2 separate regions of the Homo sapiens genome follow, and region 2 is linked to region 1. Evidence: read pairs that join two places in POLR2A ChIA-PET (ENCODE). Cell type or tissue: GM12878. All regions are shown on one strand. Links, peaks and the distances in the headings refer to the core of each region. The heading gives the core; the rest is flanking DNA.

The links. Peaks named below come from ENCODE experiments on the same cell type or tissue, not always from the same donor. Only the 100,000 strongest peaks of a DNase experiment are listed, where the experiment ranks them.
Region 2: POLR2A ChIA-PET joins it to region 1 with 7 read pairs; 8 of 35 experiments call an interaction of 5 or more read pairs at or near these places.

What each region holds. Positions count from the first base shown.
Region 1 is chr6:16,486,767-16,492,147 of GRCh38, forward strand. The region is part of intron 5 of ATXN1 (ataxin 1); the gene reads right to left. Among named protein-coding and RNA genes, the nearest start is that of GMPR, 250 kb to the left of the region's middle. In GM12878, for the core only: no CTCF peak of the experiment used is centred there; no DNase peak of the experiment used is centred there; H3K4me3 peaks cover 3,793 bases; H3K27ac peaks cover 4,155 bases.
Region 2 is chr6:16,430,359-16,435,739 of GRCh38, forward strand. All of the region lies in intron 6 of ATXN1 (ataxin 1), which reads right to left. Among named protein-coding and RNA genes, the nearest start is that of GMPR, 190 kb to the left of the region's middle. RefSeq lists an enhancer at 2,212-2,271. In GM12878, for the core only: no CTCF peak of the experiment used is centred there; a DNase peak (open chromatin) is centred at 1,983; H3K4me3 peaks cover 423 bases; H3K27ac peaks cover 3,438 bases.

The DNA of each region.
Region 1 (5,381 bases), core at 121-5,120:
GGGCACATGCAGGAGCGTGGTTATTTGGTACACGGCTCCCTCAGATTGCTGGTTTGCAGCGTTTCGTGCACTGAATGTTTGCGACACTGTGAAATTTTCCACTTGGCTGTCTGCCATTTCCGCCCACCGAAGACAACACTTACACCCACCAGAGTGGCACAGCGAGGCCCTGCTGGAAAAGGATTGGATAACTTTTTGTTTATTTGCTGTTGCTTTTAATGAAAAGACTTATTCATATCCTGATCATTAATATTTTCCACACCTGGATTTCTTGATTTTTTTCCCCCTTTCAAGGCTGACCCAGGAACAGCTTCTCCTGGAACGATACTATCAACTTATTTCGCCTTGTATACTTTTGAGAAGCACACTTGAGGCAAAGGAACTTGTATTAGCAGCTTTGAGGATGACAAGAAACAGAATTTAAGTGCTACACTAGAATCTTGTTGCTTCCCAAATACATCATCGACAAAGGCCAGTCATGTTTTTCCTTTCAAATCATGAGCATGCACAGAAAAAACAGTTGTAGTATTAGCATTGTGGGTGTCATTAATAGCATTTCTGAGGAAAAAAAACAAAAAAGAGTGGTCCTTTATCTCTAAAAAAAGGCAAGAATGAATAATAACAAATCTTAGATTTGGAATTGGTAACACACTGACAAGTATATCTCAAAATAAAGAACTAATAAAAAATGGAGAGACAAAATTGGGACAGAAGAGAGAAAGGAGGTGTCTGCTACTCACATAATTAACCATCACTTTCATAATGAATACAGTTTACCAAGTGCTTTCTCATTAATTAAATCATTCGCTTGATACAATTTTACTTGGTACTTGCTAAATCCACCAGGCTCTGTGTTCAACTGGGGAATACATGGTAAACAAAATAGCCCAGGACCCTGCACCCAAGGAGCTCACTGCCTCAAGAGGGACAGAATTAAATAATTATATGAGTTTTAGGAGATGCATAAAATTTGAAAACTGGATAGGCAATATGAAGGAAAAATGAACATTGTGATTTGTAGTCATGATGGGGGTACCTCACTTAGAAGGAGGGTCTCAGGAAGGCTTCTCTTACAAAACTAACATTCGAACAGGAAAGTCAAAAATGAGCAGAAGTTAGCCAGGCATCAGGTTTCCAGGTAGAGGAAACAGTCTGTATTATACGAACTGATCTAGTGATGTACAACTGTGTTCTGTTATTTCTCTCTTTTTTATTTTGCCATTTCAACTGAGTCTCCTTGAAAAAGAAATGAGTGACACAACTGTTCTCCATACCTTGAAATAAGAGATGATTCATCTTTCTGACTGCTAGGCCATCAGAGCAACACACACCTTCTCTGTGATTAATTTCGGTGAGAGGAACACCCCTGATGCAGGTATTATTCTTGATGTGACAGCAAATAATGACCCTGCTCTCTAATGCACCCCAAGTCACTCCGTTATCACAGTGAAGTAAAAGGAAGCTCTCTTGTTGACACCTGCATGCCACAGCTGAAGTTAAGAAAACCCTCCCCCAAAAAGGACTGAAAACAGATCACATTACTTGTAGACTTCTGAAAAACATCTTTAGGACCTTGGATCAGGTACCAGATTTCTGGCTTCCCCTTGATGATTACGGTATTTTTACTATTTCTCTCTTGGACTTAAACAGCTTTTATGCCCACCGTTAACAGTGTTCCGTCAACCTTCTCTCTTGGTTCTTGGTTCAGTGGTCTGTTTACTTACCCACATGAGCCGCAAGCAAGGTGCAAAGAAATTAAAAGCAGTGGAAATGTCATGTTCATCTGAAGTGTTTTCTTCTTCCCTATCATCCCACATCTGGCTCAACTTAATTCTTCCACTAAGGAAAATCAGTAGTTTGCTTTCTTCATCCTACAACATTAAAGCATCATCCAACAGGCTCATTCATGTTCTCCCCATGAATGGAGTAAGTCTGAAAGCCTGTCTGAAACAAATATGCCAAACTTCTATTTGAGTCTCTTTCCATTTAAAATGTCCAAGATAAAATGTAATTTATCCTACAAGCTTCTTATACAAACAAAAATATTAACAATATTCCACATTCAAAGTCTCAGAGTATAAACCTTCACTTTGACCTGGCAACTTTGACACACTCAGAAAGGAGAGAGAGAACAAGAAAAAGCACTTCCTGAAGCCAAGGTGTCCAATATCTTGCCATCGGACCTGGGAAATTACGCCAGGCTGTCAGTTTCATCCTCTGCCTAGAGGAGAAAATGACACAATGCCAATTTCTCCTTCCCCTGACTGCCCACAGCACTTACAGTCTCTACCACACATTCTGACCCAAGGTCCTTTTCAGTTCAGCACTTTGTTATACTGTCTTTTTATACTCCACTGGATTTATTTAAGTCTTGAAGGCTCAAAAAGTTTCTAAGCTCTCTGATGAAAGAAACCTTGCCATGCCCTTCTTTTGCAACCTCCTAACAGCATCTAGTGGAAGAGCCTGGATTTAACTTAAATGATCCATATCCAAAACCTGTTCTAGGACTTAACCCTTACTCCAAAAGAATCACCAGTCTACAGCTATGCTTTAAGCCCATTTCACCTTTCTCTGTCTTCCAGGGACTTGAAAGTCTGATGATGCCTATCATCATCATGTGTCAGCCCTCCACAAACTCAAAAAAAATTAAATTACAACTTAGCCTTTCTATTCTGTTCTTCCAATCCATTACATCTTAAGTCATTAGTGGAATTTGAACAGTTGTCATCTCCTTTCAAGATTTACAAACTCCCCCATTTCCTCATCACCAGCAGCTTACATCACTAGCTCTCATAGCTTCTCAAAGCCACTATTAAGGAAACCTTCATGGCATGTGGAGGGGAGATGCAGACCTCTGAGGCAGTGATATTCAAACTTGAAGCAGCATCAGAAATGGCTGGAGAAGGCCAGGTGCAGTGGCTCACACCTGTAATCCCAGCACTTTGGGAGGCTGAGGCAGGAAGGTGGCTTGAGCTCAGGAGTTCAAGGCTGCAATGCACTATGATCACGCCACTGTACCCCAGCCTGGGCGAAAGAACAAGACTCCGACTCAAAAAAAGGAAAGAAACGAATAGAAATGGCTAGAGGGTCTTGTTAAATCAGAGAATGCTAAGACCCATCTGTAGAATTTCTGATTCAGTAGGCTTGGGGTGGGGTCAGATAATTTGTATTTCTGACAAGTTCCCAGGTGATGCTGATACTGCTGGTCCAGGGACCAGACTTTGAGAACCACTTCTCTAAGGTTAAATGTTTCTGTCAATTACAGGGCCAGAGAGATGCTGAGGATCTTTTGAGTACATTTAATCACCATTTGATAGCTACATTGAAAGCAATGATACCTGTCTATTTCAAAGAAGCGACAAATGACCAAAAAAAAAAAAAAAAACCAAAAACCAAACAACAAAAAACTTCACACACTATATTACCCAGGTTATTACACTGTGTGTGGCCTCTCTACTTGGAGTCTGAATCCATTCTCCTCCTACTGGTTCCAGATCCTGCTGGGGTCAACTCTGCTCCCAACTTCCCTTCAGTCTTTTTCCTCTCTACTGGAAATTTCTCACACTCCAAGCATACTCAGTCACTGCTATTCCTAAAAGAATTTATCCATACCCTAATACAGTCCCAAATGGCTGTCCTCTCTCTTCTGTTTACCAACAAACAGTTGTACTATACATTCAATGCCAGTATTTCACCGCCTACATCTTAAAACTCTGGAGCTTGATTTCCACCACTTTTCTCTGTGTTAGTAACCTTCCTTCTCCTCCAAAGGTCAAGAATGGTTTCCTGCCTTCTAAATGCAGTGACCTTTGCTGAGTCCTCCTCTTAACTTCTCTAACAATGTCTGATACAGTTCACTAGTAATAGTTCCTTCCATTTTCTTTTCCTTTTATTTAGTAGACTAGCATTTTTGCCTGAACAGCATCTTTTCTGGAATGATCTCTCCCCTTGGCTGTTATCTGGGCTGGGATGACTTCACACATTGGCCTGGAAGATGGACATATGACCCAGGTCTGGGCAATCGTAATACAACAACCCTCCAGCCACAGTGACTGGCCTAGGGGTAGGCATGTACCCAAGGCAAGCCAATCAAAGGCCTCTCTCAGACTACCTGGAACTAAGAGGAGCAACACACTCTTTCCTAGTGAGACCACGGGAGCATGATGCTACTAACAGCTGGTTTCTTTAGCCACCTCTTACAGAAAGCCCACTGGAGAAGGAAGCTTCCCAGTACAGAGAAAAGCTGAAAGACAGAAAATCTGAGTCCTGATGACAGTAAAGTCCCTTGGATTTAGCCATGCCAGAAGTTAGACGGATCCCTGGATTTTTTTTTTTTTTTTTTTTTTTTTGAGACGAAGTCTTGCTCCATCACCCAGACAGAGCAGTGGCACGGTCTCACTCACTGCAACCTCTGACTCCGAGTTCAAGCAATACTCCTGACTCAGCCTCCCGAGTAGCTGGGATTATAGGCATATGCCACCACACCTGGCTAATTATTATTATTATTATTATTTTTTTTTTTTTTTTTTTTTTTTGATACAAGGTTTCGCTCTTGTTGCCCAGGCTGGAGTGCAATGGCGCAATCTCAGCTCACTGCAACCTCTGCCTCCCAGGTTCAAGCAATTCTCCTGTCTCAGCCTCCTGAGTAGCTGGGACTGCAGGCACCAGCCACTACGCCCGGCTAATTTTTGGTATTTTTAGTAGAGACAGGGTTTCACCATGTTGGCCATGTTCAAGACAGGCTGGTCTTGAACTCCTGGCCTCAAGTGATCCACCTGCCTCAGCCTCCCAAAGTGCCGGGATTACAGGTGTGAGCCATGGCGCCCGGCCTGATCCCTGGAATTTTTAGTTATATTATGATAGACCAAATTCTAACGTAGCCCACAAGATTGCCATGTCCCCTGCCAGACACACACCTCTTCCCAGTTAGTCAGTGGGACAGTAATCAAGGTTCTGCTGTTGTGAAGGGATTTTGCAAATATAAGTGAGGTCCAAAGTCAACCAACCTTAAAATAGAGAGATTATCTTGGTGAGCCTGATCTAATTAAGAGAACCCTAAAAGGGATGGGGCTTTACCAGGAATGAGATTCAAAGTGAGAGAGGACATGTTGATGGAGGAGGCAAGTCATATGGCAAGGAACTGAAGGTGAATGCCAGGACCTGAGAGTGGCCCCCAGCTCACAGCCAGCAATGGAACGGGACCTTGGTCCTACGACCACAAGAAACTAAATACAAAAAACCATGTGAGCTTGAAAAAGGACCATGAGCTCCAGATAATAAGGCAGCCCTGTTGACACCTCAATTTCAGTCTTATGAAACCCTGAACAGATAATTCAGCTAAGCCATGCCTGGACTTCGGACCTCCAACAGATAATTCAACT
Region 2 (5,381 bases), core at 53-5,052, 56 kb before region 1:
GAAAAAGAACACCGTACTGCGACCACTAGTTATTAACAGCCCAGCCTGTGGTACACAAAGCTGACAGTTATTATGAGTAATTAGCACAAAGGAAGGTTCTGTATACACACTATTTCCAGACATGTTTTTGAAACAAGGGCTTTGCCTTTTACCACCAATAATTTGTCTTGTTGTATGTTGTTACTTACACAGATGTTCCATGATTTTTTGCATATGGCTCAGCCAAAGAAAGCTTTTTCCCCTTCCATTTTTGGGAAAGATGCAACTGACTGTGTAAGGGAGAGGAGAATGTCTAGTTTTTACATAATGTCTATGGCGATGATAGGGGTGCAGTGGCTGGTGCTGCTGGTGTGTGTGTGTGTGTGCGCGTGTGTGTGTGTGTGTATGTGTGTGTAGTAACAAGATTCCCCACCCAATCTTGCCAACCATATTTCATCTAACTCTCTTGACTGAGTCATTCCTATGGGATTAGGGAGTACTGCGTACATCCAAGGTTCGTGGTGTTTGCTGAGATAACACATTATCAAAAGCCTCTCTAAAAAGGGTTGAATATTTACAGAAGAAAAAAGAGGCGGGAGAAATGTGAATGCATTTGAGATTTTTTTGTTGTTCTTTCTTGGCAGTCTTTACAACTGACAACAGCAGAGCCCTCTCATGTTTCTATGACCTTCCTCAGCACAGTCCGGAATGCACATGTACGGTATCAGAGAGCAGCCCGCCTCCATGTTTTCTTGGGAAGGAGGGTCTGTGCAGATGTGGGGTTTTTTTGGGGGAAATGGGTGTGGGGGTAGGAGCAGGAGCGTAGATAGGAGTGGTGAGATTAAATCCAAGCATACCAGGTTTTTAGAATAGAGAAATACAACTGGCTGAAATTATCAGGGAGGAAGAGCAGACTAAAAAATATACATCTCTTTTATTGCAATACCACCAATTGAGAGAACATTCTGCTGGGGGGGATGTCTGCCAAGGACTTCTAATTCAGTTTGTTCCACCCGTTTTATTTTTAAACTCGAGTGCAGATTTTATTCCTGGAATGTTATAAGATTGGTGTGGGCAGAAATGGGCAAATTCACTTCAGAAGTGCTTTATAACAACTTGGAAAAGACCCTCTAAAATTCTCCAAGTACATTTTAGGGGTGAAGTTCATTTCTCTCTTTTCTGAAGAAAGCTGCCTTGATTTTGCAGAAGTAAAACTCGAGTATAATTTTGAAAGCATTTCAAAATAGTGATGCTATCTATTGGGTATTTAACTATTTTCCAGGGAGTATTATAACAATTTGCATAGTCTCTCATTTAATTCTCACAACTACCTCATCACCCCCATTTACGGGCAAGAAACTAAGGCAGGGAGAACTGCCAGAGTTGAGTTCAAATCCAGATCTCCACGATATCAAAATCCTTCTTCGCCACTATGCAACTGTGCTTTCGTGTATTCATATCCAGGACATCATAAACTATCAATACAGACGATGTATTAAATAAATATACAACTTGGCCATCAGGCTACTATTTATCATTCTAACAGGATGGGGGCAAAAGCAGATTCCTTAGCCTGCTTTTCTGATGAGAGATCGCGGGGGAGCCAAAGGCAGTTTGCAAAAGAGGACCAGTCTCTGCGCAGGAGTTTTGGTGGTAAACATGTGAGGGTATCCAGAGAGTGATGGAAATGGTGGATAATCTATTTATTTTGAAATACCAAATGGTACTAATATAAAAACTTGTTCAACCTACTTTGGCAACATTAAATATGAAGGGAATGTACCTTCTTCCCCTCCTCCAAAAGTATTTACTTCAAAAATCGATTTCCTCTGTCACTGGTTATTGCTGCATTTTGCTCAGTGGTTCTGAGAAACCGCATGGAAAATCACAATGTTACACTCGTTAAATTGACCCTGCAGGGCTCTACCACCAGTACATGCATCATCCCAAGAGGTAAAAAGGCAAGGCTGCCAGGCTCATGCTGAGAATATCATCATGAAATCAACGAGGATATGCAAATCTCTCTGTTCCATAGCTCATTTGCATGGTTTTCATTGGTTTTGTAGAACCTCTATACTAAATGTCAATTTCCTTTTCTTTCCTAAAGCTTATTAGCTGTGTGTGATGTTTACAGCTTGAAGACCAAACAGATTTAATAGTTAAAACATTTAAACTATATAATTTAAAAGCATGCAAGGAAGAGGGAAAAAAAGAGGCTCTGATGTAGATCAAACATGTAGATATATTTGTGCTGTTAAAATATGCTTTCCAAGTTTGGAAGATGCGGAGGCCTCATGCATGTCTGTGCACACATAAGCACCACCACAAAATTTGCTTAACCTATTTCTTTTTTCTTTTCTTCTCTTCTTCTTCTTCTTTTTTTTTTTTGCAATGATCTAGAAGAAGCAGAGACATTTGCTTATAAACTATGAAGGGCTTGAACCCAGCCACTGAGTACACATTTTACTCACAATGAAATCTGCATGGAAGCCTGCCAATGTCTGGGCTGACATTCAAACATTCCAAGTTTCTATGTATTTCAATCTCTCAAAACTAATGTTTTAAAACTCTTGATATTTTCTGAGGCACTACACAGTTCAATCCTCACCTCTCAGTTCAGAGTGAATATACAGCAATAATTCTGCTTGAAAGAAGTGCAAAGAAGGTCTTTTGCTGTGCAGCATGTAGCTCGATCTACCGCAACAATACAATGAATAGGTTATGGGTTTTGTATTATTATTTTCCTTTGTGCATCAGATCTAGAAACAGGGTGAGAAAAGAAGGTTGAAGAAATCTTTTAAAAATCTATAAATATTTAAATATTAGTTACATAGTAGACAATGTCCTATAGCCATGCTTTATGGAATAAAGCATAGAATCTTTTGCATTTCATGTGGCATCTGAGTACATTATCTACTGCTACTAGTTATTAGTTCACAGCTCTGCCAAGAGGTAATTGGTGATCCACACCTTCTGAATACTTCTTTTTGGGAACTTTAGCACAATTAGCTGATACCTCAAATTTCACCTGGACCGCAACAGAAACAGCTGTTCAACATTAAATTAAATTTTATAGTTGTTGGCTTTAAGGAGGATAAGAAGAACTGAGTGCTCCAAGGAGATTTTAGAGGTGGGCAAAAAACAGCAACCTGCCCCTACAAGCAAAGAGAGATGTCCCTCCTGGTTAAGCACCCCTTTGTCACGTGCAGCCCAGAGGAAGTTGTGATAAAGCATCATTTGAAAGTTTTAATGCCGTTGGGGCTACAAGCACATTGTCTTGATGGAATTCAGCTGTACAGCTCCTTACTGTCAAATACGATCCATTCTGTTTTAAATTCCTTTAACTGTGACAGGCAGCATGATGAAACAGGTGCATTAAGTGCATGAAACAGAACAAAAGTAAGAAAAGTGCTCAAAGGAAGGCCAGAAATAGTGAAGCCAGAGTGACAGTCTGCAGACCTGGGTCTCAGCAGCTCCGCCCAGGAGTTCCTGCCGGAGCTCAGGCGAGCCACGGATCGGCTCTGTGCCGCTACCTCCTCACCTGCCAAACGAGGGTCACGACGCGTCCTCTAACCTCAGAGAATTTTTGTGAAATTGAGAAACTTACAACAAGCACTCAGCAAACATGGATGCCAAACTATTATCTCATAATTCAATGTGCCCAAATCAGACTGAAACAAGTAAAACCCCAAATTAATTTGACACCATATGCTATGGGTTACATTTTCCAAAAGCCTTCGGAAATTGGCATTTATAATATTTGTGGGTTCATCCTTCTCCATGTACAGAAACATGTGCACACATCAAAACAGACCCAGTTAAGTCTTAATTATCTAGTGGAAGATTATCCAAGATTCTTACTGTTTCTCCCTTTTCCTGTTGCCCATTTTTAGCCTTTTTTGGCAATTCCTCCACTATTAAAGAAAAGAGATGGCATGCAAATCAATCAACCCCTTTCCTTCTTCACTGTAATTTCAATTATCTGTGCTACCTCAGCCTCCGTTGGCATGGATGGGCGAGGAGGTGCTATCTTTGTCCTCAGAATTGGATGGAAAACATTCATCTGTGTTATTGGGAAATGATGTGAACTTAATTTCTCTTTCCCTTCTAAAACTTTGCTTACTGAATGGAAATGTTCCTGAGATCTGTTTATTTGGTTCTATATTTATGTACCTCCCTTTTAAAATAGAGAATACATGTTAATGTTTCTTTGATGACTCAGTGTGTATTATCGGTAACAGTCCATTCATGATGTTGCCATACCACACAGCATAATTTTCTATCTGCTTCTGATTGATTCTTCATTCTCCCTTGATCTCAGTTTGTCATTTAATACATCTAAGTTTTTCACTCAACAAATCAAATACTGATGGAGAATCTGCTATACACCAGGCACTGTGCTGCTAGGAGCTGAGGATTGAACGGGGAGAAACAGGAAGCTCCCTGCTCTCATAGTGCTTCTTAGTTGGGGAGAAAAGACATTCATGATATAATCACATAAATACCTATTTTTATATGTAAAAAATGTTGTCAAAGAAAAGAACGGGGTGATGGGAACAGTTGGAAGAGGTGTAAAAACTCCAGAGAAGCTGTGGCTCCTAGAAAGAAGGTAGGTTTTAGGACTAGAATGGTGATAGTGGGCCGGAAGAGAGAGAGTGCATTCGAAAGACACTGAGGAGATTGCATCAGTAGGACTTGGTGACACATTAGATGCAGAGGAAGAGGGACAGAAATGCTTCAAGGAGGACTTTTAGGCATCTGTCTTGGGTAACTAGATGATGCCAATGGCTGAGATGGGGAATTCTTGGGTAGATGAGGTTTGGTGGGATGGTGATTGTTATAACTTTGACTTTGAACGTGCTGAGTTCAGGTGACATTGTGATACCCCAAAGGAGGTGCAGAGTAGGTAGCTGGAGACACAGGCCCGAAGATGATGAGAGGTCTGGCCTAGAAACATGGATGCAGGAGTCATGGATCCATCAAGGCACTGTGAGTTTGGATGAGATCATCTAGCAGAACACTTAAGTGGAGAAGCAAAGTGGTCTAGAGACTAAGCCATGAGGAACTCCAACACTTAGAGGCGTAGAAAGCAGGTAGAAAGGGAACACCTGAAGACTTAGGAAGGAGGGGCCAGAAAGGGATGATGGCACCCGAAGACAGTGGTGTTCAGGAAGCCAAGGGAGGAAGGTATTTAGACAGGAGGGGGAGAGCAGAATTGGCAAAGCTGTGGAGAAAGTGAGATGAGAACTCCTATTAAAAACACACAACTGGTCCAATGACATGGGATGGCATGGAAATCACTGATGACCAAGCAGGAGACAGGGGTGGACCGCAGGGGAAAAAGAGCAAGCTGAAGCCAGCTAAGGAATGTCCTCGGGCCATCTCCTAGCGGAGGCGGTAGA